Linked DNA regions of Mus musculus: region 1 is linked to region 2. Evidence: chromatin loops called from intact Hi-C (ENCODE). Cell type or tissue: gastrocnemius. All regions are shown on one strand. Each heading gives the region's core, and the rest is flanking DNA. Links, peaks and the distances in the headings are about the cores only.

Evidence for each region. Peaks named below come from ENCODE experiments on the same cell type or tissue, not always from the same donor. Only the 100,000 strongest peaks of a DNase experiment are listed, where the experiment ranks them.
Region 1: it touches region 2 in a loop (2.5-fold over the local background); 3 of 42 quality-filtered maps call a loop at or near these places.

Annotation. Positions count from the first base shown.
Region 1 is chrX:151,008,530-151,024,640 of GRCm38, forward strand. It overlaps Gnl3l (guanine nucleotide binding protein-like 3 (nucleolar)-like), which reads right to left and starts at 8,793. Exons shown (of 16, transcript NM_198110.2): 1 at 8,672-8,793; 2 at 5,492-5,560. The coding sequence starts at 5,510. In gastrocnemius, for the core only: a CTCF peak has its summit at 8,487; DNase peaks (open chromatin) are centred at 8,498, 8,820, 9,163, 9,539 and 1 more place; H3K4me3 peaks cover 1,954 bases; H3K27ac peaks cover 1,687 bases.
Region 2 is chrX:151,109,696-151,125,806 of GRCm38, forward strand. No RefSeq gene overlaps it. Among named protein-coding and RNA genes, the nearest start is that of Tsr2, 21 kb to the left of the region's middle. In gastrocnemius, for the core only: CTCF peaks have their summits at 7,292 and 7,933; DNase peaks (open chromatin) are centred at 7,277 and 7,871.

The sequences.
Region 1 (16,111 bases), core at 3,492-11,491, 100 kb before region 2:
TAACTTTCCTTGATGTCCTCTAGAACTCCTATATATAGGTGATCAGCACTCTTAGATGCCTTTAGCCTCTCCTCAGGACGGCTGGCCAACCTCCCACCCTTGGTCTTAGCTCTCCCAGCAACAAAGGTTTACTTGTAAGATTTTTCAAAAGATGGATGTTCTTCCTGGAACTTTAATCTTGAGCCCAGAAGGGATAGGAGGTGTCCTCCAGACTCACCATTGTCAGACTGAAACTATATCTCCCCATCTTGTTAAAAAAGGAAAAAAAAAGTACAATAAAACCCCTGCTCCAGCCGGGCAGTGGTGGCGCACTCCTTTGATCCCAGCACTTGGGAGGCAGAGGCAGGCGGATTTCTGAGTTCAAGGCCAGCCTGGTCTACAAATTGAGTTCCAGGATAGCCAGGGCTATACAGAGAAACCCTGTCTTGGAAAAAAAAAACCCTGCTCCTTTTCTGGGGTCCCTATCATTCTGCTGTGTCTGTCACTAAAGAGTCACTTTTCCTCATTTACTGAAGTTTGTGGCTTACAGCTTTGTTTTCCAACCAAGTTCAATCACCATCCACTTGGAGGTCACCAGGTGGCCCTTCCAATAACCTGGGTTTCCCACTTCCTTGGTATCCTCACCTCTAAAGCTCTCCACTAACCATACTGCTACTCCTAGCACTTCCAATACACCAACCCCAACCCAATCCCTACCCCTACCTTTATACTTAGCCTTACCTCTTACCTTACCCATACCCCACCCTAAACCAGGCCCAACCCTAATTCCAACTCCAACACATGCACCTACCATTTCCCCTACATGTATGCCTAGCCCCAACCTGACCCCTACCCCTTGGCCATTTCTACTATTAACCCTAACCTTACACTTACCTTTTCTTCTTAGCTTACCCTTACCCCTACTGTTAACCCTACCCCTACCACTTTCCCTACTACAATACCAATTCCAAACACAAAACCATCCCCTAACACTTCCCTTACATTTATGCTAATACTAACACTAACCCTTCCCTTTTCCCTAACCCTAACACTAACCCTACCTAACTCTAATCCTTACCTTCACAATTACTCTTACCCTTACACTGACCTTATGCAACTAACGCCCAACCATCCATTCATGACTAGACTAAAGGGGGCACTGTGTTCAGTTTCCTGAACTTCTGAAAGTAGTCTCAGATGCCTCTCTACCATCTTCAAGTTTACATGTCCAGTCTCCTAGATACTGAAACCTTGCATTCATTCTTTAGTCATACAGGCACCTCCTTTCCCTCTGTTGCCCCACCAGGATATCTTTACTAATGTGTATTAATCAAATGGCCAGCAAAAAGGCTACCTCCAGATTATTTGCCTCCAGCAAAAACTCTGCCACCAATACTTGCAATTATGAGGTTTGGGGTCTGGGGCATTTTTGAGTTTATTTGATACAGTGTCTCACTTTTTATCCCAGGTGTACCTGCAACCCACAGCAATTCTATTGATTCAGCATCTCAAGCGCTGAAATTACAGGCATTAACTTCCACATCCAACTAATAATTTGCTTTTTAATTTCCATGTGAATGTGGATATGATGCATGTGCTGCACATATATGCTTGCATATGTGAGGCACAAAGTAGGTATGGAGGTACATGTGCATGTATGTGGAGGCCCAATGTTCACATCACATGTCTTCCTCAGTTCCTCTCCACTTTATTGGGACAGTGCCTCTCAACTGAACCCAGAGCTAACTGACCTGGCTAACGTTACCTAGCCAGCTTACCGGTACCCCACGGACTGCTATCCCTGCCCCTGAGGTACAGAGATAACAAGAGGCTGCCCAGCTTTTATGTGGGTCCTAGGGATTTGAACTCTAGTCCTCATGCTTACATGGAAGGCACTTTATCCACTAAGCTAGGTCCTCAATCTAGATTTTTTTTTCTTTTTTGAGAAGTATCTCAACATATAACTCAGGTTGGCCTAAAACTTGCAGTAATCCTACTTCTGTCTTCAGCATGCCGAGAATAGAGGTGTGAATCACCATGCCTGGTTACTGTAAACTCTTTAAATTATAAAACACTCTGCCTTTTAAATAATCCCTCAAGACTGTTCAACTAAAATTATCTGGGGATAAAGTTCAGGTAGAGATCACTTGCCTAGTCCACACAAGGTCCTGGATTTTGATACCAATCACTACAAAAAATGTACCTAAATACACTTTAAATCTACCCCGGGCTGGTGAGATGGCTCAGTGGGTAAGAGCACCCGACTGCTCTTCTGAAGGTCAGGAGTTCAAATCCCAGCAACCACATGGTGGCTCACAACCATCCGTAACGAGAGATCTGACTCCCTCTTCTGGAGTGTCTGAAGACAGCTACAGTGTACTTACATATAATAAATAAATAAATCTTTAAAAAAATATATTTTAAAAAAAAATCTACCCCGGCACGGTGTGGTGGCTCATGCCTGTAATCTCAGCCCTTGGGAGGCAGAGGTAGGAAAATTGCTGCTGGAGGCTCTTTACATAGTGTGTTGGGGCAGCCTGGGCTACAGAGTGAAACACTACATCAATAAAAACATAAGAATTTTAAAAATGAGAGAGAAAAGAGACAAGTTCTGAAGGCTGAAAGAAAGAACAGCAATTCATCCACTGGGTCTGATTTAGTTAAGAAATGTCTAACATTCAGAAATCAGGCAATGTGATGGCAGCATCTTTTAGGGAGCTAAATTCCAAGGAGCACAAGTCTGGATGTTGGCAGTGTTTTGAAACAAGTTCTTGCTATATAATCTAAGCTGGCTACAATTCCCTATGTAGTTAAGACTCAAACTTGTAATATTTCTCCTACTTCTGTCTTCTCAGTGCTAGGATTATAAGTATGCATCATCATGCCTAGTGAAACTGGGGAAATTATATATATAAATATATATTTTTATATCTATCTATATATGTGTGTATATATTTGTATATATATTTATATTTTTGAGACAAGGTTTCTCTGTATAGTCCTGGCTGTTCTGGAATTCCCTCTGTAGACCAGGCTGGCCTTGAACTCAAGAGATTCTCCTGGCTCTACCTCCTGAGTCCTGGGATTAAAGGTGTCCACTGTTATGCCTGGCTCAATTTTTTATTCAAATACTTATAGCATAGTTAACTCTACATATCTATGGGTGATGCATCTATTGACTCAACTAACTGTGAAACAATAACTGCATCTATGGGCCAGCAAGATGGCTCAGTGAGTAAAGGAACTTGCCACCAGACCTTAGGGCTCAATCTCTGGGGTCCACACAGTGAAAGGAACTCACTCCTGAAAGCTGTTCTCGGACCTTCACATGTATACCATGGCATGAATATATACAAGCAGACATACATAAATTCATGTAATTAAAAAACTATCTGTACTGGATATTATTTGTCATCATTCCCTAAACATGTCTAACAACTATTTACTTGTACTCTACATTGTATTACAAGGAACCTAGAAATGTTTTGAATTACAGGGGAAAGTGTGTGTAGGCTATGATGACAATACTATGCTGTTTTACAAAAAGACTTGAGTGCTCACTGATTTTATACCTGCCAGAGACCTTGAAAAGAGTCTCCAATGGAAATGCAGAAGCGACTGTAGTCACAGAAAGTGCTTACAAAGTGCTAGGCACTGCCCTAACCATTTCATCTCTTTACATTCATGAATTCTTCATCATTCCAGAAACTCAGGAGACTAGGGTAAAAGGATAGCTTGTGCTCAGCATTTGAGGGCCAGACTGAGAAATATTGTGAGACACAATCTCCAAAACCTCTCCTGGGCCCCAGTGGATGGTTGAATGGATAAAAGGATACCTGTCATCAAGCGTGCCAACCTGAGTTCAATCCCCTTGGCCCACAGGTGGTAGAGGGAGAGAACTGATTACCACAAGTTGTCTCTGACCTCCATGCATGTGCTATACCACACAGTTGCACACATATACATACACATGCATGCATACATAAATGAAGAAACAGTTTTGAATCCTATACCAGGAATTGGTTTCATCAGCCTATAACCCTAGGACTAAGGAGATGGATTCAGGAAGATCCGTCTGTTCCAGGTCATCTTCAACTATATAGTGACTTCAAGGCCAGCTTGAACTACATGAGACACTGGCTCAAAAAGAAATTCCTCTTGACAGATGTGGTGCCTCTTGACATCTGTAAAGTCAGCAATTCAGGGATGGAGTCAGGCAGAAGGATGACAAGTTCAAAGCTAGCACAAGCTACCTGGAAAGACCCTCTTGTCAAAATGAACAAAATCAATAAAATCCTCAAATACAAATGGGTGGATATTATAATCAATGACCTCTGTGTTGTAAATAAGGAAAATGGAGTTAAGGAATTAAGTGACTTGGCCAAAGCTATCCAGCTAATTTTAAAAAAGAGGTGAGATGAAATCAATGTGGCTCCAGCATAGAACTGGTACAACTTATGGGATCCACTGAAAGGTCTAAGTTCTTTTTTTTTTCCATTTTTTATTAGGTATTTAGCTCATTTACATTTCCAATGCTATACCAAAAGTCCCCCATACCCACCCACCCCCACTCCCCAACCCACCCACTCCCCCTTTTTGGCCCTGGCGTTCCCCTGTATTGGGGCATACAAAGTTTGCGTTTCCAATGGGCCTCTCTTTCCAGTGATGGCCGACTAGGCCATCTTTTGATACATATGCAGCTAGAGTCAAGAGCTCCGGGGTACTGGTTAGTTCATAATGTTGTTCCACCTATAGGGTTGCAGATCTCTTTAGCTCCTTGGGTTCTTTCTCTAGCTCCTCCATTGGGAGCCCTGTGATCCATCCATTAGCTGGCTGTGAGCATCCACTTCTGTGTTTGCTAGGCCCCGAAGGTCTAAGTTCTAAAGACAGATGTTAGGGCCTACTATGCAGCATCACATGATATTAACTGCTGTTTACCTCAGATTCAGTCACTTAACCTTGCTGAGTCTCCATTTTCCTATTTATAAAACAAGAACGGGAGAAAGAACTACAAGAAATCATGAGACTATCAAAGATATCATATGTAAAAGACCCAGACTGAGAGAGCAGGAACATACTGAGTAGTTTTGAAGTTGTGAGCTGAGCACAGCAACACACTCCTACAGTCCCAATACTTGAGAGACTGAAGCAGGATGGTAAGGGAGTTTGAGGCCACAATGGAGTACTTAAAAGAGCTTGAGGCTAGCCTCAAAAAAAAAAAAAGCAACCACATATGATGGAACACGCCTGTAATCCCAGCACTGGGAGGCAGAGGCAGGTGGATCTCTGAGTTTGAGGCCAGCCTAGCCTACATATCAAGTTCCAAGGCAGCCAGGGCCACACAATTAAACTCTTGTCTTGGGGAGAAAAAGAGTTCAAGACCAGACTCAGCTACATAGCAAGTTCAAGGCCAACCTCCCATAAATAAATAAACAAGACAGCAAAGTTGTTGTGAAAAATACTATGACTATTAAATGTATAGGCTTTGAAGAGACTAGTAGAAGAAACTCACTGTGTCTAATCTTCATCATGATGATCAGAGAAGCTGGAAACAGAGATGTTCAAATCTGTCTGCTTCTTCCTGTTGGAACAGAAGCAGGAATTTGAAGACAGACCTAGGAACCACAACTCTCCTTTAAGCCCTGGAAAGGCAAAATAAAATGTCACAGAACATGATCGGGAAGCTCTAAACAATTGGGAAATTGGGAGAATACTATTCTGGATCTAGGGCCTAATATGGCTTAGCAGACACAAGGAAAGCAGTATTATATCACTCGAAGAAAGAAATAGATCAGAACCTTTCTTCCTGGATGGAGTCCATGCCTCCAATACAATTATTGATACAATAATTGATACAAGTGGGTACTTGTAGTATCATATCCCAGGTAAAAGACTGGTGCTAAACACCTCCACACTGGGAAGAACAGATAATATGTTTCATCAGTGAAGAGGAGTGATAGTGTGCTTTTTGAAGGGAGCTTCTGCATGTCATCTACCCTTCAAGAGGGGGAAGGAAACAAATCCCGGGAGTCAATCCTGGAGAAATAGGTCCTCAGAATCCTTACTTTCGGCTGCACAGATTGAAGTCAATGCTAATGTCAGGAGGCGGTGCAGGGGCATCTCACCTGCCTATGTGGATAGGGTCTGCACCCTGGCAAGAGGAAGGACATGTCATTTGTTCCTCTGTTCTTGGGTCACTGACTAAAGAATCCGGCACAGTGGCTATGTCTCTATGTGCGTCTCTGCTACACGGGAGGACACTAGTCCACGCAATTTGTAATTGTTGGGGAAGATAGAGCCTGGGTCTCATTACTCATCTGTCAAGGAGGGGCAAAGCTGCTATGCTTATTTCCATGATGAGGTAGTATGAAGGAAAGTGGGCAGCTTTGAATGAGTAGGGTCCACACACTTTTGCCTGATGGAAGCTATTCTGAATCCTTCCATAGGTGGTGGACTAGAAGACTAGAATGATGTGTATAGATTTCATGTGGATTGAAGTCAACAGCACATTAGTATTGAAGGGAATAGGGCCTCTGGTTTTCTTTTTTTTCTTTTTTTTTTCTTTTTTTTTTTTTTGTTTTTTTTCGAGACAGGGTTTCTCTGTGTAGCTCTGGCTATCCTGGAACTCACTCTGTAGACCAGGCTGGCCTTGAACTCAGAAATCTGCCTGACTCTGCCTCCCAAGTGCTGGGATTAAAGGCGTGGGCCACCACGCCCGGCTTCTGGTTCTCTATGAGAGTAAAAAACAAGGCATAAGGCCATGCAATTATAAACTCAATGAATTTGCTCCTCCCTTGGGAAGTGTGCATCTCTCATTTTACCTTAGGTGAGAAGAAATATCTGGCAGTTGTGATGCATACTTTTAATCCCAGCACTCAGGAGGCAAAGGCTGGCAGATCTCTGAGTTCAAGGCCAGCCTAGTCTACAGAGAGATTTCCAGGACACACACACCCCACAAAAAAAAAAAAAAAAACTGTCTCAAAAAAAAAAATCAACAACACCGGGGCCTAGCAAACACATAAGTGGATGCTCACAGTCAGCTACTGGATGGATCACAGGGCCCCCAATGGAGGAGCTAGAGAAAGTATCCAAGGAGCTAAAGAGATCTGCAACCCTGTAGCTTCAACAACATTATAAACTAACCAGTACCCCGGAGCTCTTGACTCTAGCTACATATGTATCAAAAGATGGCCTGGTCGGCCATCACTGGAAAGAGAGGCACATTGGACAAACAAACTTTATATTCCCCAGTACAGGGGAACGCCAGGGCCAAAAAAATGGGAGTGGGGGGGGGAGAGAAGTGGGGGGGGTATGGGGGACTTTTGGGATAGCATTGGAAATGTAATTGAGGAAAATACGTAATAAATTTTAAAAAAAATCAACAACAAAAATTAAGAGGCTGGAGAGATGGCTCAGTGGTTAAGAGCAGTTAAGAGCACTGCCTGTTCTTCCAGAGGTCCTGAGTTCAATTCCCAGCAACTATATAGTAGCTCACAGCCATCTATCGTGGAATCCGATGTCCTCTTCTGTCATACAGGTGCACATGTAAATAAATAGAGCATTCATATACATAAATAAATACAATTTTAAAAGTAGAGAAAATCTGAGCTCCTATTCTATGGATGAGGAGAGATTTCGAATGCACTGCATTGTAGGATGATCAGTGATATCACTGGCTTTCTGGGCTAAATGGGAGGGGGGAGTTGTCTGCATCTCTACTGCTCAGATGCCCCCTCTCTTGGTCAATCTGGTGATTATAAATCATTTGGAGGGTGGGGTTCTGTCTCTACCTCAAAAGGGAAGAAAATAAACCTGAGTTTCTCTACCCTGAGGGTCTACTTGAGAGGCATAGCATTATCTCAGTGGACTAAAGTCTGTTCCCAGGTACTGTAAGCCAGTTTGGGTGGGCCTTTACTACCGTCAGAAAAACAGCAATTCTTTATGGGGTAGCTATGGGGGTCTAATTTTCCATAATGAAGGGGGAGGGGTAAATCTGTGTGGTTGCCCATAAGTCTCTGTCTCCAATGATTTTGAGGGCTGATGGTGTCTGGTGACTGGTTACAAGGGTAAACATGAGAAGGGTGGGTCTCTACGTTAGGAGCTCTCTTCCTCTAGATATTACACAATTCTGAGCTCCCCTATCGCAGTATGGAGATGGACAAGCCCCGTTAAAGACCTATGCCTTAATAAGCCAGAAGTCGGCCTGCTCAACCTTGTATTGGAAATTATTTTCTTATAGGGCAGGGATGATATCATCCACCATTTGATGGGTCGACACACCTGTCTCCATTACGCAATGAAAGTATAAACGTAATAGACCTTCTCACACATGGATGGGGGCGTCTGTCTACATGGGAGAAATGGCAGTAATGCGAAATGACGCCCAAATATCCTGAAAGGCGGAGGGCAACCGACATTTTGTCTCATACGCATGGTCAGTGCCTCTCTACATAGCCAGGATGCATCTTTAGAGCCTCTCTAGGAGGCCGCCAGAATGCAGTTCAGCGCATCGCCACATGTGGAGCTATCCGTATCCCTCTTCCAGGCCCTTCTACTTTACAAGAGAGCCAGCTTTTCACCTCTCTAGTCCAGGATGGCGAGCATCTCTGGTTTCACCTTTAAAAAAACAATCTTTACTATACTGCTGGCCTGGTGAGCACTCACCACGAAAAAAAAGAGAGTAGTCTCTTACCTACACTTCCGGCAGGGACCTCGGAGAGCTGTTAGAAGCACAACGTCGCCAGTCCAGGAGTGCGCAGCTAGGCTCCGCCCAGACTTCCGGATCCCAGCCCAGCTCTTTGCTCCGCCTAATTTGCGTAAGACGCAAGGGCGGAGTTTCGATATAATTGCTGCGCCGCACAGTCCCGCCCCCGCTCCCACGCTGGCCCCGCCTCCTGGCTGCCGGCGGGTAAAGAAATAGCGAAGAGGGGGGCGGGAGCCTGGCGATGGGAGGGGGGGCAGTTGTGTGTATCTGTGTCTTGTTTGTGTGTGTGTGTGTGTGTGTGTGTGTGTGTGTATACTCATGTGGCCACAAAAGCTATTTGTAAGACGAACTCTTTTGTGCGGCTTCCTGGCTAGGGTTAAGGATGTATCTTCTCTAGTCTGTTACCAAAGTAATCACTGGCAGCATTAGATGAGGGTAGGGGGCAATAGTTTGTCCTCCTGGAAGATGGCGACAGACCGGGTGCGAGAAAATGGCCGCCGGAATCACGTGTCTATTTGGCTGCGTATATCCCACCTGAAATGAGTTCGCTGTTTTCAGCAGCTTTCCAGTCTCACGGGACTCTAAAGCATAGCAAGGCTCAGCCGGGAGCAGCAACCGAAACTCTTTGGAATTGTCACTCACCGGTTTACCCTCTTCTCCCTCATGTATGATTCCTGTGTCTGCAGAAAATAAACCTATCTCTAAAGCGAGGGTAGGTAAGGGTGTCTTTAATAACCATTTCAGGAAACTTCTGACTTGACTGGGAAGTGAGATAACCCTCCAAAAAGCGTAACTATTAATTTAATTCCTTCCTGGTCATTTACTTCCAGTCCTTTCCCTCTCCTCAAGTCTAAACCTTAAGGGTGGGGGTTGGGCTAGGTAAGGCAACCACCCAGAACGTGTGTTCTTCATCTGCAACTCATTCCTGCTGAAAACAAGCCCTTTTGCTCTCCCTCCCCTTATAGTACAGGATTGGCTGCTACCTTTCTCTCTAGACCCCAGATTCTTCTGGACCCCCAAAGTAGCCATAGTATTTACAGGCTCTATTTACCTATTGTAGCTCTATGAAATTTCTAATACCAGCGTTTTTATGACTCCCAGTTGAGTAAGAATCACAGCATCCTTTATCACAATACTACACTGTAGTAGGTTTTTTTCTTAAATTTTTTGTAGATTTGTTCTAGTTTGTGAGTTTGCTGTTATGTGTGTGTGTATGTATGTGCACCATATACCTTCCTGATGCATGTGGAGAGCAGAAGGATGCTTTGGATCCTCTGAATCTGGAGTTGCTGATGGTTGTGAGCCATCTGCATGTGAAAGCTTGCTGCTGAGCTCAGGTCGCCGGCAAAAGCAACAGGCTCTCCTAACTGCTGAGCCATCTCTCCAGTCCCTGTACACTATAGTTCTTAATGTGGCTTCATCACCACAGGAGAGAGGACTCCTCAGAGAAATGACAGTTCATCTTTGAACTCTCATAGAAACCCAGTACAAAACTGGCTGGAAGCAAATTTGTCAACTGAAATTAAGAGCTGCACCACAAGTCAATGGGGATTGAACAGTTTAATAGGTAGCATTGGGAAAATTGGATCAGGATAAAGAGAAATATAAATGCCAGGTATGGTAGTACATCCCCTGAGTACAGAGTCTGAGATTGGAGGATCAGAAATTCAAGATCATCCTGGTTTGCACAGGCAGAGTGATTTAAAAAGGAAATTCATGATTTTGAAACAGAATGTCTTCTAGCCCGGGATGTTCTCAGAATCTCTGTATCGCAGGATGACCTTGAACTTCCTGATCCTTCTCTGTGCAGCTCTGGAATAATAAGATTAGAAGCCTGTGCCGCCACACCCAATTTAAATGTATGCCCTGCAGTGGATCCAACACAATACCTTTTGCATGTTAGACAAGCACTGTACCATCTGAGCTACATCCCCAGTTCAATCTTAAATGATTGTCTCCAGGAGGAACAGCAAAGTATGGAGTACAGATGAAAGAGAGTTTATGATACAACACAACCTGTAAAGTAATACAAGCTCATCGGTTGCATGAAAAACACAGAAACAGAATGAAGATAAAATTTGCAAATAATCTCATTTTTTCCATTAGTGCTTTTCAAAATGTGATACTTGGACTACCAGAGGATCTTAGAAATGCAAATTTATGCATCAAACCCAATTTTCTCAACTAAAACTCTGGCTGTGAACAACACCAAGGTTATTTGATAAAGCATCCAGGAATCATTTTATACGCACCTAAAATTGTGCGTGTATGTGTGTGTGTTTGTGTGTGTGTGTATACATGTATATTATATATAATATATTTATATATAATGTATATATGTGTGTTTATACAATATATAATATATAATAATATTTATTTTATCTTAAAGGAAGTTAAACCACTTGAGCTGATAATACTTCCACAAAAACCATAGCTTAACAAAACCCCAGTACCATGCATGAGAAAACTCCTTTCAAATGATTGGTCAGGGTAGTCAAAGTGACTCTGAAAACAGTATAGATTATTGATGTAGCTCTTGGTTGCCTCTCAGAGCTTGAGGGTAAGCCCTTGATGCTGAAGACACTGTACACTTAAGACAAACTCTTATGATTTGAGCTGGGTCTAGCCTGAAAGCCTGTTTCCTATGGTCTAGTTTCCAAGCTTCCAAAAATACTATACAAGCTACCCAGGGAGGGAGGCAATTAAACAGTTCTGTTCAGCTGCAACACCTATGAGCCACTATAATTAGCAGTATTTTATTTATTTTATGTGTATTGGTGTTTTGCCTTTGTGCGTGTATGTGTATCATGTGCATGCATGCTGCCTAGAGAGGCCAGAAGGTGTCAGATCCCCTGTATCTAGAGTTACAGTTGTGAGCTACCTTGCAAGTGCTAGGAATTGAACCTCAATCCTAAAAAGCTATCAGTACTCATAACTGGTGAGCTAAATTTGCAGCCCCTATGTAGTACTTTTTAGTACTAAGTTTGAATTTTGAACTTAATGTGTATTTACAAGCATTCTACCACTGAGCCAAACTCACCCCTAGTCCTGCAATCTGAGCTACAGAATGAGTTCAAGACTAACCTGGGCAGCTGAATGAGATCCTGTCTAAAATTTTAAAAAGTCAAAAAGGGGGCTGGAGAGATGGCTCAGCAGTTAAGAGCACTGACTACTCTTCCGGAGGTCCTGAGTTCAAATCCCAGCAACCACATGGTGGCTCACAGCCTTCTGTAATGAGATCTGATACTCTCTTCCATTGCGTCTGAAGACAGCTACAGTGTACTTAGATATATATTTATTAGATAAATAAATCTTTTTAGAAAATCTTTTTTTAAAAAAGTCAAAAAGGAGACTGATGATATAGCTCAGTGTGAGATCACTTGTCTAGCATGGGCTAGGCCTAGATTTCAATCCCTAAGACTACAGAAAAACCACAATAATTTAATAATGAACTTAAATATAGTCTAGGGCTGGGGTTGTAGCTCAGTGGCAGAATATTTTCCTAGCATGCACAAGGCCCTGAATTCCATCCCCAATGCTGCCAAAAAGTTAATGCAAATTAATGTATATATCTAGTGCATGCATAGATCTTCTGTATACAAATATGTGCATGTCACATTCTCAAATTACCCAATTATCCTCAAAATGTTTTAAAAGCTAATTCTATTTTTGGATCCCAGCATCTCATCAACATGCATGCATTACACACAACCTGTTTTAATGTATAAATGGACTCCTACATTTTGTCAGGAGTTGTATGTTTTTCTTTTATTTTTTGTACCTTTTCTGTATTTTGTGAGCTTGTTATTTGAGACAAGATCTCATGTAGCTCAGGCTGATCTCAAGTTGGCTAGGTATTAGAAGATAACCTTGAATTTCTGATGCTTCTGCCCCTACCTCCTTAACTACTAGAATTACAGATGAGTGTCACTCTGCCCAGATACTATTTGAATATATTGATAGATTTGAAGAGTCTAGGCTACTTGACTTTTAGGATGTCCCAAATTTGAAATTTATATTCTTGTTCTATTGTAATTATATTACGATTGGGTATTTTCAACAGGATAGAACATAAGAATACGTAGGGAATCTCCATCACATCTAACTTGAGTTGGCTACTGCAGTGGGCCTTTACTGCATTTTTTTGAAGATTTAGTTTGGGAATTTAATTTTTAAAGCAGTTCCCTTATAGGCTGCAAAAAGATTCTTTTGTTTTTCTGTCAACATGGTTTTAATGGTTAATATTAGATCTCTGTTTATGTAGGATCCACATTTTTTGTTTTGTTTCCTTTTGTTTTGAGACAAGACTAGGCTGGCCTGGAACTCACCAGATCTGCCTGCTTCTGCCTCCTCTGCTGGGATTAAAAGCCTGTGCTGCTGTGCCAGATATATTAGAATCACACTTTTAAGCAGTAGGTAGAAATACAGTTGTCCTTCTTTTCATGCAATAAGCCAGATTTCCTGCCATCAAATACAAAATAATTTCTCTTTTTCCCATTAAATTATTATGACAACTTTACACACACATACTTATAGAAAGGTCTGTTTTGTTTTTGCAGTAATATTACTTTGATTGTAATGTTTTGTAGTGTAACTTAGTATCTGATAAGGCAGTTTCTTCTCTTTAGTTCTTTAAGGTGATTTTATATATTATCACATAAATTTCAAAATTTCAATTGGGATTTTTAGAGGAGTTTTGATGAATTTATGAATTATCTTAGAGGTTTGAGGGCTGAAGAAATGACTCTGTTGGTTTCTGTCTAAATATAAAGACCTGGATCCAGGGCTGAAGAGATGGCTCAGCTGTTAAGAGCACTGACTATTCTTCCAGAGGTCCTGAGTTCAATTCCTAGCAATCACATGATGACTTACAACCATTTGTAATGGGATCCTGACACACCTTCATGGGAGGCAGAGGCAGGCGGATTTCTGAGTTCAAGGCCATCCTGGTCTACAGAGTGAGTTCCAGGACAGCCAGGACTACACAGAGAAACTCTTTCTCGAAAGAAAGAGAGAGAGAGAGAGACAGACAGACAGACAAGCCAGAAAAGAACAAAAGAAAATTTGTATGGGAGTACATCAAAAAACTAAGACTAAAAATTCAACTAGCATAAGGAGCAGCTTTAGCATTCCTGGGAATGTGCCAATGGAACATAAGGTGGCACTGTACAAGGGTACCTGCACATCTGTGTTTAGTTCAGCAATAATACCATGGCTGGACCATGGACTGAAACCTTTCTCAGAAAGAAAAAGAACTGTTGTATAAAGATTTATAATTGTATTGGAGTTTTCATCATTGTTGAATTCTGTTTTTAATGTTTAACACATATTTTGAACATCAAAGCTATTTATAAATATAATTTTTAGGAGAATCACTGTGTGTATTCAAGGCCACTCTGGGCTACATAGTGAGAATCAGGCCAGCTGGGGTTACACAGTGAGATCCTGCCTAAGAATACAACCAAACAAAATACAAACTATGTTCTCTTCTTTTCTTTTACATGACCTTTTATTTTTTTTTTTTTGGTTTTTCGAGACAGGGTTTCTCTGTGTAGCCCTGGCTGTCCTGGAACTACTTTGTAGACCAGGCTGGCCTCAAACTCAGAAATCCACCTGCCTCCTCCCGAGTGCTGGGATTAAAGGCATGTGCCACCACGCCCGGCTGACCTTTTTTCATTAATTGTTATTGTATGTATATATGTATATGTATATACATACATAATCCTAAATACAACCTGCTCAGTCAATATAATGTTACTTATAAGTATGTTTTCAGGACTGATCATTTGGTATTAAACAACCAATTAGTGTGCTCTTCCCTAGGGAATTCTATTTCTCTCCAATTCTCAGTATCCCTTAAATTGCCTACAGTTTTTTGTGTATGGTTGAAGGCATGGGGGCCTTCTCCTGTCCACTTTGATATGTCTATTGCTGTTGTTCATGTTCACCTAATACTTAGGCAGTCATGGATATAATAAAAATTAATTTTTAAGAATTCATTATGTTAGCCACTCTGGTCTTAAACTGCAGGATTTAAGCAATGCCATCTCAACCTCCAGGTTAGCTGGGACTACAGGTATGTGCCACTGGGCTTAGCTTTTATGAATTAATATTCATAATTTTAGAGTAAGTACTTTAGAAATACCAACTAGGAGCTGGTGAGATGGGTTAGCAGGCATAGACACCTGCCTTAAAAGCCTGGTAACAGGCATGGTGGCGCACACCTTTAATCCCAGCACTCAGGAGGCAGAGGCAGGCGGATTTCTGAGTTCGAGGCCAGCCTGGTCTACAAAGTGAGTTCCAGGACAGCCTTGGCAGTGGTGGTATAGGCCTGTAATTCCAGTGCTTGGGAAACAGAGATAGATGGATCTCTGAGTTTGAGGCAAGCATGGTGTACAGAGCAAATTCCAAGTCAGCCAGGGCTACTACAACAGAGAAAACAAGAAGAAAAGAAAAAAAAAAGGGCATAATGCAATCCATTATTTTGTATGTTAATTTAAAAATTAATGTACATAGGATACCTACACTCATGTGCACATGCACATGCATACAATTTAAAATAAAATAAATCTGGTGCTAGAAAGATGGCTCAGTAGTTTAGAGCATATGTTGTTCTTGCAGAGGACCAGGGTTCAATTCCCAACACCTATATAGTAGCTCACAACCATTCATAACTCCAATTCAAGGGAGTCCGATGTCTTCTGACCTCTAGGTGCACTAGGCATGCACATGGTACACATAAAATACACTCATATGCATAAAATAAATAAATTTTAAAAAACAATCTGGGTCATCATGATGCATACTTTTTCTCCCAGCACTTGGGAGGCAAAGACAGGTGGGTCTCTGTGAGTTCGACAGTCTGGTCCAGGACAGGCAGAAAATTTTTTTTGTCTTGATTTTTTTTTAATTTTAAAAGTCTTAAGAAAATTGATTACAAATGGCCATTAGCAAAGTTTTAAAAATACAGGGCACGGGGCGTGGTGGCGCACGCCTTTAATCCCAGCACTAGGCAGGCGGATTTCTGAGTTCGAGGCCAGCCTGGTCTTCAAAGTGAGTTCCAGGACAGCCAGGGCCAAACAGAGAAACCCTGTCTCGAAACAAAACAAAACAAAACAAACAAACAAACAAAACCCTAAAGTCGTCACTGACAAGAGTTTTCTTTCTAAGTATTTAACAAGGTTCTAGAAATAAAAGAAAAGCCAGCAATGGCAACAGAAAAGGGGAGAGAAGATACTTAATTCATGGGAAAAGATTACATTTGTTATTAAAAGTTTTTTCATACAATCTATTTTGATCATTTTCTCCTCTATCAACTAATTAAAAGGAGGGTTTGAAGGGGTAAAGTTATGTAATTATAATATCAAAAAGAAAAGAAGAACTCAAAAGTTAAATTGGAATTTTTATAATTGTGAATCTTCCTGTCTA
Region 2 (16,111 bases), core at 2,663-10,662:
GAACAATGGCCCTTAACCTTCCTAATGCTGTGACCCCTTAATACAGTTTCTCATGTTGTGATGAATTCCAACCATAAAATTATTTTTGTTGCTGCTTCATAACTGTTATTTTTCTAGTTATGAATCATAATATAAATATCTGATATGCAAGTGGTCTTAGGCATGATCCCTGTCAAGGAGTCCTTTGATCCACAAAGGGGTCACAAACTCACAGGTTGAGAACTGCTGCCATAGAGGACCAGCGCTGTACTCAATTCCTTTATGTGGTTGCTCAGGCTCATTTCTTATAGCATCCAGGACCATTAGCAAAGGTGTGGCATTGCCCACAGTGGGCTGGATGGATCCTCCCAAATCAATGATTAGTCAAGAATATTTTTTTCAGTTTTTATTAGATATTTTCTTCATTTACATTTCAAATGCTATCCTGAAATTCCCCTACACCCTCCCCCCGCCCTGATCCCCTACCCATCCACTCCCACTTCTTGGCCCTGGCGTTCCTCTGTACTGGGACATATAAAGTTTGCAATACCAAGGGGCCTCTCCTCCCAATGATGGCCAAATAGGCCATCTTCTGTTACATATGCAGCTAGAGACACGAGCTCTGGGGATACTGGTTAGTTCATATTGTTGTTCCACCTATAGAGTTGCAGACCCCTTCAGCTCCTTGGGTACTTTCTCTAGCTCCTCCATTGGGGGTCCCTGTGTTCCATCCAATAGATGACTGTGAGCATCCACTTCTGTATTTGCCAGCCACTGCATAGCCTCACAAGAGACAGCTATATCAGGGTCCTTTCAGCAAAATCTTGCTGGCATATGCAATAGTGCCTGAATTTGGTGGCTGAAGGAATATTTATTTTTTAAATTGCCTACAGGACAACCTGATGGAGGAATTTTCTCAACTGAGGACCTCTCTACCCAGCTGACTTGAGTTTGTTTTAAGTTGACAACAACTTCATAAGTCCAGTCAGGTTTCTCACAGCAATGCCCTTCCCATCTTGGTACCAGTTTTCTATATTAGTTACTTTTTTTTTTTTTAATCACTGTCTTAGTCAGGGTTTCTATTCCTGCACAAACATCATGACCAAGAAGCAAGTTGGGGAGGAAAGGGTTTATTTGGCTTACACTTCCATACTGCTGTTCATCACCAAAGAAGTCAGGACTGGAACTCAAGCAGGTCAGGAAGCAGGAGCTGTTGCAGAGGCCACGGAGGGATGCTCTTTACTGGCTTGCCTCACCTGGCTTGCTCAGCCTGCTCTCTTATAGAACCCAAGACTACCAGCCCAGAGATGGTCCCACCCACAAGGGGCCTTTCCCCCTTGATCACTAATTGAGAAGATGCCTTACAGTTGGACCTCATGGAGGCATTTCCTCAACTGAAACTCCTTTCTCTGTGATAACTCCAGCTGTGTCAAGTTGACACAAAACTAGCCAGTACAATTGACCCCTTGTCAACTTGACACACAAAAACATCACTAGCAAGCCTCAACCCTTACAATCTTATTATTCCCAAGATCTAAATAACTTTAAAAGTCCCACAGTCTTTACATAGTCTTAAAATTTCAATCTCTTTAAAATATCCATCTCTTTTAAAATCCAAAGTCTTTTTACAATTAAAAGTCTCTTAACTGTGGGCTCCACTAAAACAGTTTCTTCCTTCAAGAGGGAAACTATCAGGGCACAGTCACAATCAAAAGCAAAAATCAACCTCCAACCATCCAATGTCTGGGATCCAACTCACGATCTTCTGGGCTTCTCCAAGGGCTTGGGTCACTTCTCTAGCCATGCCCTTTGTAGGACACGTGTCATCCTCTAGGCTCCAGATGCCTGTACTCCACTGCTGCTGCTGCTCTTGGTGGTCATCTCATGGTACTGGCATCTCCAAAACACTGCATGACCCCTTCAGTCCTGGGCCTTCAATTGCAACTGAGGCTGCACCTTCACCAATGGCCTTCCATGGCCTCTCACAGTGCCAAGCCTCAGCTGCTTTGCGTGACCCCTTCATGCCTTCAAAACCAGTACCACCTGGGTGACCCTTACATATTACCAAGTCCTGCTGCAGCAGGAGTACAACCTTGGCCATCTCTGGAACACAGCCTCTTTGTGCTTTCAGAAAACACTTCCCAGAAGATGTCACCTCAATGATGCTGGTCTCTTCTTAATCACTGCTAATTTCTTAGCTCCAGCTAACCAGCATCAATAGTCCCAGTAATGCAAAGTTGTTGCTTTGGTAGTTCTGGTATCTTGTTAATCACAGCTGATTCTTCAGCCTCAGCTAACCAGAACTACAGAATCTTCACAATCAAAACAGCAATGGCCCTGAAAAGAGTCTTTAATTTTCCCTCTGAAGTTTCACAAACCAGACCTCCATCTTCTGCAGTGTTCTCAACATTATCTTCCAAGCTCCTACACAACATCCGACAGAGCTCTTAACAACGGATGGATCTTCAAGCCCAAAGTTCCAAAGTCCTTCCACAGTCCTCCCCAAAACATGGTCAGGTTGTCACAGGAATACCCCACTCTGCTGGTACCAATTTGTCTTAGTCAGGGTTTCTATTCCATAACTAAGACAACAGGAAATTACAAAATTACTCTTGCCATTCAGTTGCACTTTTCAAACCGAACTTTCCAAGACCAGAATAGTATTGTACTGGCTAGTTTTGTGTCAAGTTGACACAGCTGGAGTTATCACAGAGAAAGGAGCTTCAGTTGAGAAAATGCCTCTGTAATAACTCCAGCTGTGTCAAGTTGACACAAAACTAGCCAGTACAATCACTATGACAAAATACTTGATAAAAGCAACTTCAAGAAGGAAAGTTTTTTGGGGGGGGGGTTGTGCTCACATTTTGAAGGTACAATCTATCTTGGCAGGGAAGTCATGGCGGCAAGAGTGGGAGGTGTCTGGTCACATTGCATCCACACTCAGGAAGAACACAGATGAAAGCTGGGACCCCAGTCCATGGAATAGGGTCTTCCCACTTCAAGTAACCCAAAGCCAGAAACTCATTCAGACAAGCCAAGAGGGTGTTCTCCTAGGAGATTCTACATGGAGTTGATAACTCTGTTAATGATCACGAATATCTAGCACCAATAAATAAGTGATGAAGTTAATCAACTCAAGTGCTTAGGAGAATCCTGAGTTATAGGCCAGTTTGGTCTATGCAATGAGATTCCACCTGAGCAGCACCATGACAAAGTTCAAACACATGTTAGCTAGGTCCTCTGTGCAGGATCTTATCACAATTTTATATATGGCCCAGGATACAATCTTATGTGGCTTGTGGGTCTTCTGTCAAGCTCACATAATTGTTAATAGGGGTTGGTGCTTTGTGGTTGTAGAGACAACACCCTCAAATCCTTGGAGCTGTCTTTCTTTTCTCTCTTTTCTTTTCTTTTTCCAAGACAGGGTCTCTCTGTGTCACTCTGGGTATCCTGGAACTCGCTCTGTAGACCAGGCTGGCCTTGAGCTCAGAGATTCACCTGCCTCTGCCCCCCCCCCCCCGAGTGCTGGGATTAAACCTGTGCACCCCCCACTGTCTGACCTGTAAGCTGACCTTAATATCACCCTCTCCAGGAGGAAATGTGACTTAAACAAGAACATTTTTTCCCATAGGACAGGTAAGTCAACTAGAAGAGTAGGAAATGATTAGAGTGGTATACTTGGACTTGAAATTTGAAGACTTGGTCCATTTTACTGAGAATGAGAGGTCAGAACTCACCGCAGCAGTGAGAGGCTGAGTTAGCCAGAAGGTAAGTTTACATATGAGGAAGGTGAGTCTAAGAGTGCAGGATGGTGTATGAGACATCTATACCTAAGGCTTAAACATCCAGAAGAGTCCTGTAAACTCTCAACTGGAGCCCTCACACAGATCCTGAGCTACAGCTCCAGCTCCACAGACCGAGACCCAAACTGAACTTAGAAGAAAGTGCACACAAGCCCAAGTGAACTGCCAGGGAAAGGCTAGGTGCCCCCCCCCCCCCGCCCCATCAGAGTTCTGTTTTTTGTTTGATTTTTATTTTTAGTTTATGTAGGAGAGTACACAGTCGCTATATTAAGACACACAAGAAGAGGGCATCAGATCCTATTACAGATGGTTCTGAGTCATCATGTGGTTGCTGGGAATTGAACTCAGGACCTTTGGTAGAGCAGTCAGTGCTCTTAACCACTGAGCCATCTTTCCAGCCCCAGAGTTCTTTTCCCTATAAAAATTCATGAGCCTAGGGATCCCATCACACTTTACCTTGAGAGCAGACTGTGCTATTTAGTGAGACACTATCTCAAAAAGCAGGGCACTTTTCTTCTGTTTAACCTAGGTTCTGCCTAGAGCACACACATCCTCTGGTTTGGACACCCTTATGTTATGCATAAACCATACGGCCAGACACAACATCCATGACAGCATACATTGTATAAATGAACACTATGAGGTAAATCTCTGCCGACTCCCAGATAAATAATTTCTAGGGACCAATATCTCCCTTTCTATGAGCCCCAGCTTTTTCAATGGATAATCAGGGCACATTCACACAAATATTACAGGGCTGCTGTGAGGATTAACCAAGAAATTCTAATTAAAATAAAAAGTTATAAGTATGGTATTGAGGCTGGGCTAAACTTCTGTCAATTTTCACAGAGTGATTTTGAGGGGACACTTTCTCAGATTAATATTTAAAATTCCAATGAATGATGTATTAGCAATTCAACCCCTTTTTATTTTTTAATTTTTAATTTTTTTTTGATACAGGGTTTCTCTGTGTAGTCCTGGCTGTCCTGGAACTCACTCTGTAGACCAGGCTGGCCTCAAACTCAGAAATTCGCCTGCCTCTGCATCCCAAGTGCTGGGATTAAAGGCGTGTGCCACCACGCCCGGCTCAACCCCCCTTTTTAAATGTATAGGTGGGCCCTATTAAATTGTGACAGGATATGGAATAATAAGCCTATTGTAAACTAACATTTGAGGGAACATATTTTTTTCATTATATTTGATATCAAGAAATATATGAAGCCTTCGAGAAAAAGCCATGTAAATAAAATGTTTGCCACTCTATGAACAATGGAGAGGTGTTGCTTCCTCCCCTCTAGAAACTGACCTAGATGGAAACCCCAAAAGAACAATAGCTCTTGCCTAGGAGAAGCCAAAGCTTAAAAGTTCCTGGAATTTCTAACTGTTGGGTCTTACCTATAATGGTATCCATGAACTATGAATTTCAGATGAGGGTTTTAATCAAAGATTAATATTTATAGAGAAAAGTGTGTTTCATTTCTATTTATTGAAATAAGAACTTTCTGAAAGAATCATATCAATGGTAACAATCTGCTACAGCCTGATATTTTGAAGTTAGAAGATCTACTTTCTGGTAAGAAGTTGAGACAAAAACTCTAATCACCTTTTAAATATATCTCTTTCAAGCCTTCAGTAAACTATTGTATTTTTAATGTTAAATGTTTTGAACACATACTTTCAATAACTTAAACAGTAAATGGGAATACTGTTGTTTGTCCATTTTTTCTGTTATCTTCAATATATGACAGTATTATGTTTGAAAACCCATTTTATTAAACAAACTCACACATTCCAGTCTGGCCTCAAATCTGCTATGTAGGAATAATCTCTTGTGCACTCTGTTCATTTTTAAGGCAGGGTCTTATGTAGCCCATTTGCTATGTAGCCAAAGATAACCTTGAGTTCCTAATCTTCCTGCCTCTCCTTGTCAATTATTGGGAGACATGTGCTATCAAGTTATCAAGTGGGGTTTTTGTTGTTGTTGTTGTTATTTTGTTTTGTTTGTTTTTCAAGACATGGTTTCCACCTCCCAAGACAGGGTCTCACTCTGTAGCCCAGGTTGGTCTGAAGCTGATTATTAGACCAGGTAGGCCTTGAACTCCCAGAAATCCTGCCACCATCTCTCATGAAGTTGGATCACAAGTGTAAGCCACTAAACATGGCTATTTGCTGTTTGGGGACAGATAGACAGCCAAATGTGTGCACTAAACACACACACATGTACACATAGGCACACAACCACAAACACACATACACACACACCATGCTGGGCATTGAACCCAGAACCTCAGTTACAATAGGCAAGTACTTTGTCATGAAGCTATGCCATAAGAGAAAGAGTGTAGGAGAAATGGGAGGAGCAATGCCCAGCATGGCATTTGTGTGTGTGTGTGTCTCTGTGTGTATGTTTTGAACGGAAATCACCCCTTCCCTTTTCTTCCAGAATGGAGAATGAAAGGGAATACTGAAGAATGTGGTTTCCAGGTTGCTGTAGTTGGATGAAGGTATACTAGCTATTGTTCACTTCTGTTTTATTCAAAGGATAATCTACAGACCAGTATCACCTGGGAGCTTTGTAGGCCCAAAGGCTCTCAAGCCCTACTGACTTGGAACTAGGTTATAATAAGACCCCAATGTGATTTGTATGGGCATTAGAATTTGGGAAATGCACTACCTTAATCTAAATTGAGCTGACTTGGGGCCTGTGTACATTTTTTAATTTAATTTAATTTAATTTAATTTAATTTAATTTAATTTTACTAGAGGGCAGGATACCACAGTTGACAGCCCCAAATCATATCCAATGGGAAGATATTGTCATTTGTATAACCCTATAAGGTCTGGGTGTAAATCAATGGTAGAGCACCTGCCTATCGTGCACAAAGCCCTGGGGTCCATCCTCAGGACCAGGGAGTAAAACCATCTTCCAACAGAGATAGGGGTTTGCACACACAATTCCAGAATTCAAGGGGGTAGGGGTAGGAGGACCTCTGGTTCTGGGTCAGCCTGTGGGAGACAGTAGAATCCTGTCTTTAAAAAAAAACAAAACAAAAAGAAAACAAAACAAAAACAAAACCCTAAACTAAACTGCCCACAACATGATTTCTGTTATCAAAAGAATAGTTAATGAATCCTGAGAGACCAAGTACAACATAAATGTCCACTAGAGCCTGGATCTTCTTTGGGGAAATTAGGTTTGGAAGATTTTTTTTTTTTTGAATGAAGAATCAAAAACACCAGCAATAACAGAAATCTGCTATAGAAATGTCCTTAGGGGGAACCAAATTCTTTTCCGCAAGAAGAGGAATTTCAGAATTTGAAAGAGAATGCCTGGGGAAATCGTGGGGAAAGGGGAGAATGGGAGTTTATGACAGACAAACCCCGCCTCAGTCTGAACCCAGGGCCACAGAGCAAGTACTGTCTTTGAGGAGTATTTAAGTATATAGTAGGAAAAGTGGCCAGATAGGCCCGCAGCGGCAGATGGAAGCTGACTAGTGGTCAATAGCGACACGTTGTGGCAATGACATACACTGACAGTCATGGCAGTAGAACATCCTTCAGTCCCCACCCCTTTGTATCTGAGCAGCCTCCTTTGCTGTGTGTATCAATTCCTGGATAAGCTAGAGGAAGCAAACATCCAAGAGCACGGTAATGGACAACTTGTTGGTGAATAAAAGTCCAAACCTACAGTGGTTTTCATTTAATTGGAGAAATACAAAATCATGAATACTTCAACTTCTAAAGTTGAAGTTTGTTCATATAACCACATATCCATGCTATTGTTAGTTGTCTTTTCCTAACCAGAATAAACAGAGAGGACAGGGACTCAGTTCATCTTACTTCTGCCTGCCGTCCCAGAACATAATGCGTGGTAGACGGTCAATAAATGCTTTGATTTTGCTTGCTTTTTAAATTTGCAGTTTCATTTTATGTGTATGGACAGATGTTTTGCCTGCATGAAGCCCAGATTGGCCTGGAACTGGTGGCAATCTTCCTGCTGAGATTATAGGCACGAGCCACCACCAATTAAAACAAATGTGTGTGAAATTAATGTGATAGGGACTTCAATATTCAAAGATGTAAGCCTCCATAATTGAACAAATCCAAAAGTAGCCCTTCTTTACTGCAGTAACAGTCCTTTTCCACTGGGGGCTTCCCTGAGCTGCCACCAACAGTGGCCAGGGCTGTCTCCCAGCTTTTGCTCTTTTTCAGTGATCCTCTCCTCCATCCAATACCATTTTCTACTTTTCTGTAATACCATTTTCCTAAACCCCTCACTTCCTGTAATGCCACCATCGCCATTCCTAACAATTCCTTATCAGATCCAGTATTCCTTAAATCTTTCTGCAAAGGGAAGTCCCTCCAAAAGTGACCGCTATTTTCCTCTTAATTAATTAATTTATTTATTTTGGTTTTTTGAGACAGGGTTTCTCTGTATAGCCCTGGCTGTCCTGGAACTCACTCTGTAGACCAGGCTGGCCTCCCTAATGCTAGGATTAAAGACATGTACCACCTTCTGGGATGCCTCAGGATATGGTGTCTTCAGGAGAGCAGACTAGCTAGCAGTCTGTCCCAGCAGAAAGGACTGAGCCTGGATTATTCACTCTTTAGGTTCAAGTTTTCCCTCTAGCATCTTCTGCTCTAGGGCTGAATTTATAGATAGATATTGCTTAAATTTGGTTTTATCATGGAATATCTGTTTTTTCCACCTATATTAATTTGGAGTTTTGCTGGGTATAGTACTATGTCTAGCCTGGCATCTTAGTCTTTTAGAGTCTACAGCACATCTGTCCAGACCCTTTGGCTTTATTGAGTCTTTATTGAGAAGTTGGGTATAATTCTAATAGGCCTGCCTTTATATGCTACTTAGTCTATTTCCCTTGCAACTTTCAATATTATTTCTTTGTTCTGTATTTTTGGTATTTTGATTATTATGTACCAAGGGGACTTTCTTTTTTGGTCCAGTCTATTTGGTGTTCTATATGCTTCTTATATGTTGATAGGCATTTTCTTCTTTAGGTTGGAGAACTTTTCTCCTATGATTTTGTTGAAAACATTTTCTGGGCCTTTGATCTGAGCTTCTTCTATTCAATATAGTACTCGAAGTGCTAGCTAGAACAATAAGACAATGAAAAGAGTCAAGGGGATACAAATTGGCAAAAAAAGAAAGGTATCACTATTTGCAGATGATATGATAGTATACATTAGCAACCCCAAAAATTCTACCAGAGAACTTCTCCAGCTGATAAACAACTTCAGCAAAGTGATTGGATATAAAATTAACTCAATCCCAGCACTTGGGAGGCAGAGGCAGGTGGGTTTCTGAGTTTAAGGCCAGCCTAGTCTAAAGAGTGAGTTCCAGGACAGCCAGGGCTACACAGAGAAATCCTGTCTCGACCCCTCCCCCCAAAAATAAATAAATAAAATTAACTCAAATAAAACAGTAGCCTTCCTTTATACAAAGGATAAACAGGCTGAGAAAGATATTAGAGAAACAACTCCCTTCACAATAGCCACAAATAGTATAAAATATCTTGAGTAACTCTAGCCAAACAAGTGAAAGTTCTGTATGACAATAACTTCAAGTCTCTCAAGAAAAAAATTGAAGAAGATCTCAGAAAATGGAGAGATCTCCCATGCTCATGGATTGGAAGAATTAACATAGTAAAAATGGCCATCCTACTAAAGGCAATTTATAGATTCAATGCAATCCCAATCAAAATTCCAGCACAATTCTTCAAAGACATGGAAAGAGCACTTCTCAAATTCATCTGGAAAGGGAAAAAACCCAGAATAGCGAAAACAATTCTTAACAATAAAAGAAAGGCGGGGGGGGGGGATCACCATCCCTGACCTCAAACTATACTACAGAGTAATAGTGATAAAAACTGCATGGTATTGGGACAGGGACAGACACGTTGATCAGTGGAATAGAATTGAAGACACAGAAATAAAACCACACACTTACACACATTGATATTTGACAAAAAAAGCCAAAAATATACAGTGGAAAAAAAGAAAGCATCTTCAATAAATGGTGCTGGTCTAACTGGCTGTCTATATGTAGAAAAATGAAAATAGAACCATATTTGTCACCTTGCACAAAGCTCAAGTCCAAATGGATCAAGGACGTCAACATAAAACCAGATACACTGAATCTAATAGAAGAGAAAGTGGGAAAGAGCCTTGAACTCATTGGCACAGGGAGAAATTACTAAATAGAGCTACAGTGACTCACACTCTAAGATCAAAAATTGATAAATGGGACCACATGAAAGTGGAACGCTTCTGTAACGCAAAGAATATAGTTAATAAGACAAATCAGCAACCTACAGATTCAGAAAAAAAATCAGATGTGGGGTTACCACATCTGATAGAGAGGTCTGATATCCAAAATATATAAAGAACTCAAGAAGCTAACCACCAAAAACCCAAACAACTCAATCAAAAAATGGGGTATAGAACTAAACCAAGATTTCCCAACAGAGGAATCTCTAGTGGCTGAGAAGCACCTAAAGAAATGTTCAAAGTCCTTAGTAATCAGAGAAAAGCAAATCAAAACGACCCTGAGATTCCACCTTACACCAATCAGAATGGCTAAGATCAAAACCACAGGTGACAACACATGTTGGAGAGGATGTGGAGAAAGAGGAGCACTCCTCAATTCTTGTGGGATTGCAAACTGGTACAACCACTCTGGAAATCAATCTGTAGATTCCTCAGAAAATTGGAAATAGATCTACCTGAAGACCCAGCTATAGCACTCTTGGAAATATACACAAAAGATGCCCCACCATGCCACAGGAGCACAAGTTCTACTGTGTTCATAGTGGCCTTATCTGTGATAGCCAGAAGCTGAAAACAACCCAGATGTTCTGAAACAGAAGAATGGATACAGAAAATGTTTTGGTTTTTTGTTTTGTTTTGTTTTGTTTTTTTGTTTTTTACACAATGGGATACTACTTAGCTATTAAGAACGAGGATATCCTGAGTTTTGCAGGCAAATAGGAGGAACTAGAAAATATCATCCTGAGTAAGGTAACTTAGACCCAAAAGGACATGTATGATATGTACTCACTAATACATGGATATTAGTCAAAAAAAAAAAAAAAAAGGTACAGAATACCCAAGATACAGTCCACAGAACTCAACATAGTTCAACAAGCTGAAGTGCCCAAGTGAGGATGCCTCAGTCCCACTTGGGAGGGAGAAGCAGGGGTTGGGGGAAGGGAGGGAGGAACCCGGAAGGAAAAGGGGATGGGGTATGTGAAGAGGGTAACATGATCAGGTATTGGGTGGGGGGTAACAAGACTGAAGCCCGGAGTATTCAGCCAATGAGCTTCCCTTCCTAGGCATTCCTTCTCAAAAAAGGTATTTAATCCTTGGTTCATCCTGAATGAGGTGTATATTCACATCCACCTTCAAATACAGCAGTTTGAACAAGTAAGGGCCATCTATCTCTTCATCAAAGGTTAAGAGCCACGTCTAAATCTCCAGGAGAGGGCCTTCTCTCTTGCAGCCCCTCTGAACTCTCAGCACTCACTAGGAAGGAAACCAAGTTCCACTTCCATCCTGGGCTCTGTCTTCCCCTTCTTGCCAGGTGTGTGGATGCCCTTAGGGTAAGCATGGACCAGGGATCCTGCTTGGTTCACAACTTCCAGCAGTTTGCCTGCAGTGCTGGGAACCACAGCAATCGTCCCATACTCCAAATTCTGCTTTTTCCCACTTCAGGAAACAGGGACTGAAGACCACCATTATGGACTGAATTTTGCCTCCCCTGAATGGTATTCTAGCATCATTCCAGGCACCCCAGCAGCAGGCAGGATGCAGCCTGGCATTAACTAAAATTATAAACCAAGGAACCTAAAAGATATGTATAGAACATTTCACCCAAATGCAAAAGAATATACTTTCTTCTCAGAACCTCACAGAACTTTCTCAAAAATTGACCATATGCTTATACACAAAGCAAGCATGAACAGGTAAAAGAAATTGAGGTAACTCGCTGTATCCTATCTGACTACCATGCATTAAAGCTGAATATCAACAACAGAGGGCTTACAAAGTCATGGAACCTGAACAACTCTCCACTGGATTAAAAAAAATGGGTCAAGACAGAAATTAAGAAAAAAAATTAAGGACTTTCTAGAATTGAATGAAAATGAATAGACAATATACACAATCTTATAGGGAGACACAATGAAGGCAGGTCTAAGGGGCAAGTTCATAGTACTAAGTACCTACATAAAATAATTCGAGAAATCTCATACTAGTAACTTAACAGGACACCTGAAAGCTCTAGAACAAAAAGAAAAAAATTACACTCATAAGGAGTAGATGGCAAGAAATACTCAAACTCAGGACTAAAAATCAATAAAATATGAACAAAAAACAAACAAAATACAAAGATTTAATATAATAAAGAGTTGGTTCTTTAAGAGAATCAGTAAGATTGGCAATCTTTAACCACATGAACAAAAGGCAGAGAGAATATCCAAATTAACAAAATCAGAAACAAAAAAGGGGGAGACAAAAAAATCCATAGAATCATAAGGACATACTTTTTTGGGTCTTAATAACATTTAATTAAAACAGTTGTCAGCAATAATAGAAAAAAATAAGTGGGACTCCATCAAATAAAAAGATCAAAACAGCCAGGCAGTGGTGGTTCATGCCTTTAATTCCAGCACTTGGGAGGCAGAGACAGGCAAATTTCTGAGTTCGAGGCCACCCTAGTCTACAGAGTGAGTTCCAGGACAGCCAGGGCTATACAGAGAAACCCTGTCTCAAAAAAAAAAGAAAAAGAACAAAAATCAAAACAGCAAAGGAAACAGTAAAAACAAATGTCAAATTTACACAATCTTGGACAATATTTATAAATATTGTCTGTATTACAGTGGCTAGGTTTAGACATAAAAAGATGTAAATCTGTCTTGAGTCATCAAGATAGTCCAAGATGACAATGTACTGAACAAGGAGCAGAAAGACAAAAACAGTGTGCCATTCTTGGCTGGTAGTCTTGGGTTCTATAAGAAAGCAAGCTGAGCAAGCCCCAGGAAGCAAGCCAGTAATACATCCCTCCATGGCCTCTGCATCAGCTCCTGCTTCCTGATCTGCTTGAGCTCCAGTCCTGACTTCCTTTGGTGAAGAACAGCCGTGAGGAAAATGTAAGCTGAATAAACCCTTTCCTCCCCAATTTGTTTCTTGGTCATGATGTTTGTGCAAGAATAGAAACCCTGACTAAGCAGGGTGGTGGTGGCACACACCTTTAATCTCAGCACTTGGGAGGCAGAGGCAGGTGGATTTCTGAGTTCAAAGCCAGCCTGGTTTACAAAGTGAATTCCAGGACAGCCAGGGCTACACAGAGAAACCCTGTCTTGAAAACAAAACAAAACAAAACAAAAAACTAAAAATGTTAAGACAATTAAGAAAGAAATTGAAAAATATATCAGGAAATGGAAAGATCTCCTATGCTCATAGAGTGGCAGGATTAATAAAGTAAAATGGCCATCCTACCAAAGCAATCTACAGATTAAATGTAATTCCCATCAAAATTCCAATTCAGTTCTTCACAGATCTTGAAATGATAATCTCAAGCTTCACATGGAAACATGCACACACACTCTTAAGCGCGCGCGCGCGCGCGCGCGCGCACACACACACACACACACACACACACACACACCAATACAAAGCAAAAACAAATAAACAAAAAACAGGATATCAAAAACAATCCTGAATAATAAAAGAACTGCTGGAGGTTCCACTATCCCCAATTTAAGTTTTGCTACAAAGCTATAGAAATAAAAACAGCATGGTATTGTCATAAAACAATATGATCAAACTAAAGATTCAGACATAAATCCACACATCTATGGACACATGATTCCTGATAAAGGAGCAGAAACACACATTGGAAAACAGGCAGCTTCTTCAGTAAATGGTGCTGGTCAAACTGGATGTCTGCATGTAGAAGAATGCAAATAGACCCATGCTTACTGCCCTGCAAAGCAGATACACTGAACCTAATAGAAGAGAAAGTGGTGAATGACCTTGAACTCATTGGCACAGGAGACTCTGTGCAGAACACCATTGGCATAGGCACTAACATCAACCATCAGTAAAGGGAACCTCATGAAACCAAAAAAAAAAAAAAAAAAAATCGCAGATATTTGGACAAAACAGCAGCCTACAGAATGGGAGAAGAATTTTACGAACTACACACCCAATAGAGGGCTATGACCAAGGCTGTTCAGTCAGGCGACAGGTTCTCCCTCGCAGGAGTGAGGATTAAAAAGAAAATGACAATTAGACAACATTGTAGCATGACCCCAGTCAATTCTGAAACTGAAGGCAGTTTTAATGTTTTATACCATTTTAATTACATGCAAATATTAAGGGTTAGCAGTACAATAAGGAACTAGCAAGGCAGTAAGCAAAGTCCTGTGACAGATGTTTCCAAGAGGTTGTCAGAATAACCAAAATACCTGAGCCCACTTCCATGACCTAGCCCAAAATCTTGCCTGAAGCCTACTTCTTTTGTTCTACTCTAAAATCAGATTCTCACTTCCTTGTCCTTGGTTAAAGTCAAGGTCGCTCCTCGATTTACTTCTTTGTCATGCTAATGTCAGATTCCTGCCAGGATTTACTTCTTTGTCTGGCCTAATGTCAGATTCTTGACAAGTGGTCCATTTCCTTGTCCTTGGCCAATGTCAGATTCCTGTGAAGCAGTCTATTTCCTCATCATTGGCCAAAGTCAGATTCCTGTCAATTGGTCCATTTCCTTGTCCTTGGCCAATGTCAGATTCTTGTCAAGTGGCACTCAGAAAGTCTCTCCACAAGACTAAAGTTCAAAATAAATAAAGAACTCAAGAAACTAGATATCACCAAAACAAATAAACCAATTAAAAAATGAAATAAGACCTAAACAGAAAATTCTTAATAGAGGAAACTCAAATGGTTTAAGAAATACTTAAAGAGCGGGGCAGTGGTAGCACATGTCTTTAATTCCAGCACTTGGGAGGCAGAGACAGGCGGATTTCTGATTTCAAGGCCAGCCTAGTCTACAGAGTGAGTTCCAGGACAGTCAGGGCTACACAGAAAAACCCTGTATCAAAAAGCCAAAGTGGATCTTTCCACTTAAACAAAAAAGAAATACTTAAAGAAACATTCAATTTTCTTAGCCATCAGGGAAATTGTTATGGTTTGTATATGCTTGGCCCAAGGAGTGGCACTATTAGAAGTTGTGGCCCTGTTGTAATAAGTGTGGCCTCATTGGAGTAGGTGTGCCACTATGGGTTCAGGCTTTAAAACCCTACTCCTAGCTGCTGGAAGCTAGTAACCTGCTAACGGCCTTCAGATGAAGATGTAGAGCCTTCAGCTCTATCTGCACTATGCTTGCCTGGATGATGCCATGCTCCCACCTTGATGATAATGGACTAAACCTCTGAACCTGTAAGCCAGCCCCAATTAAATGTTGTCCTTATAAGAGTTGCTTTGGTCATTGTGTCTGTTCACAGCAGAAAACCCTAACTAAGCCAGGCAGTGGTGGCCCATGCCTTTAATCCCAGCACTTGGGAGGCATAGGCAGGTGGATTTCTGAGTTCAAGGCCAGCCTGGTCTACAGAGTGAGTTCCAGGACAGCCAGGGCTATACAGAGAAACCCTGTCTCAAAAACAAAATAAAACAAAACAAACAAACAAAAACCTAACTAAGACAGAAGTTGGTACCAGGGACTGAGGTATTGTTGTGATAGGCCTGACTATACTTTTGTTTGGAAGAATGTAGATTTTGGGACTTTGGACTTGAAAAGCCATGGGATGCTTTAAGTAGGGCTTAATGGGTCATCCTAGTAGGAATACGGAAGACTTTGTTACTGAGAGTGATTTGAACTGTGCAGACCTGGCCCTACAGTTTTCAGAGGAGAAGAATTTCAATATGTGGCCTAGAGACTGTTTTTGTGGTATTTTGGTGGAGAATGTGGCTATTTTTTGCCCATGTCTGAAGAGTATGCCTGAGGCTAAGGTGAAGAGACTCAGATTAATTGCATTGACAAAGTCTCAAAAAGGCCCAGCAGAGACTTTGTTCTCTGGTTAAGTCTCTTATTTTGTACAAGTGTAGCAAGCTTTGAAAGGAGAAATATAAAATATATGGTTTCAATATTAGAGGGGCACTAGGAAATGAAATGGAACCGAATCCTGTGTTCTAGGAGACAACAGATTAAGGGGGTGGGACTTTGGGGCAAGATCTTACCCAGCTACATTTAGATCTAGGGATGGTGGTACACACCTTTAATCAGAATCCAGGAGATAGAGCCATGCAGACACAAA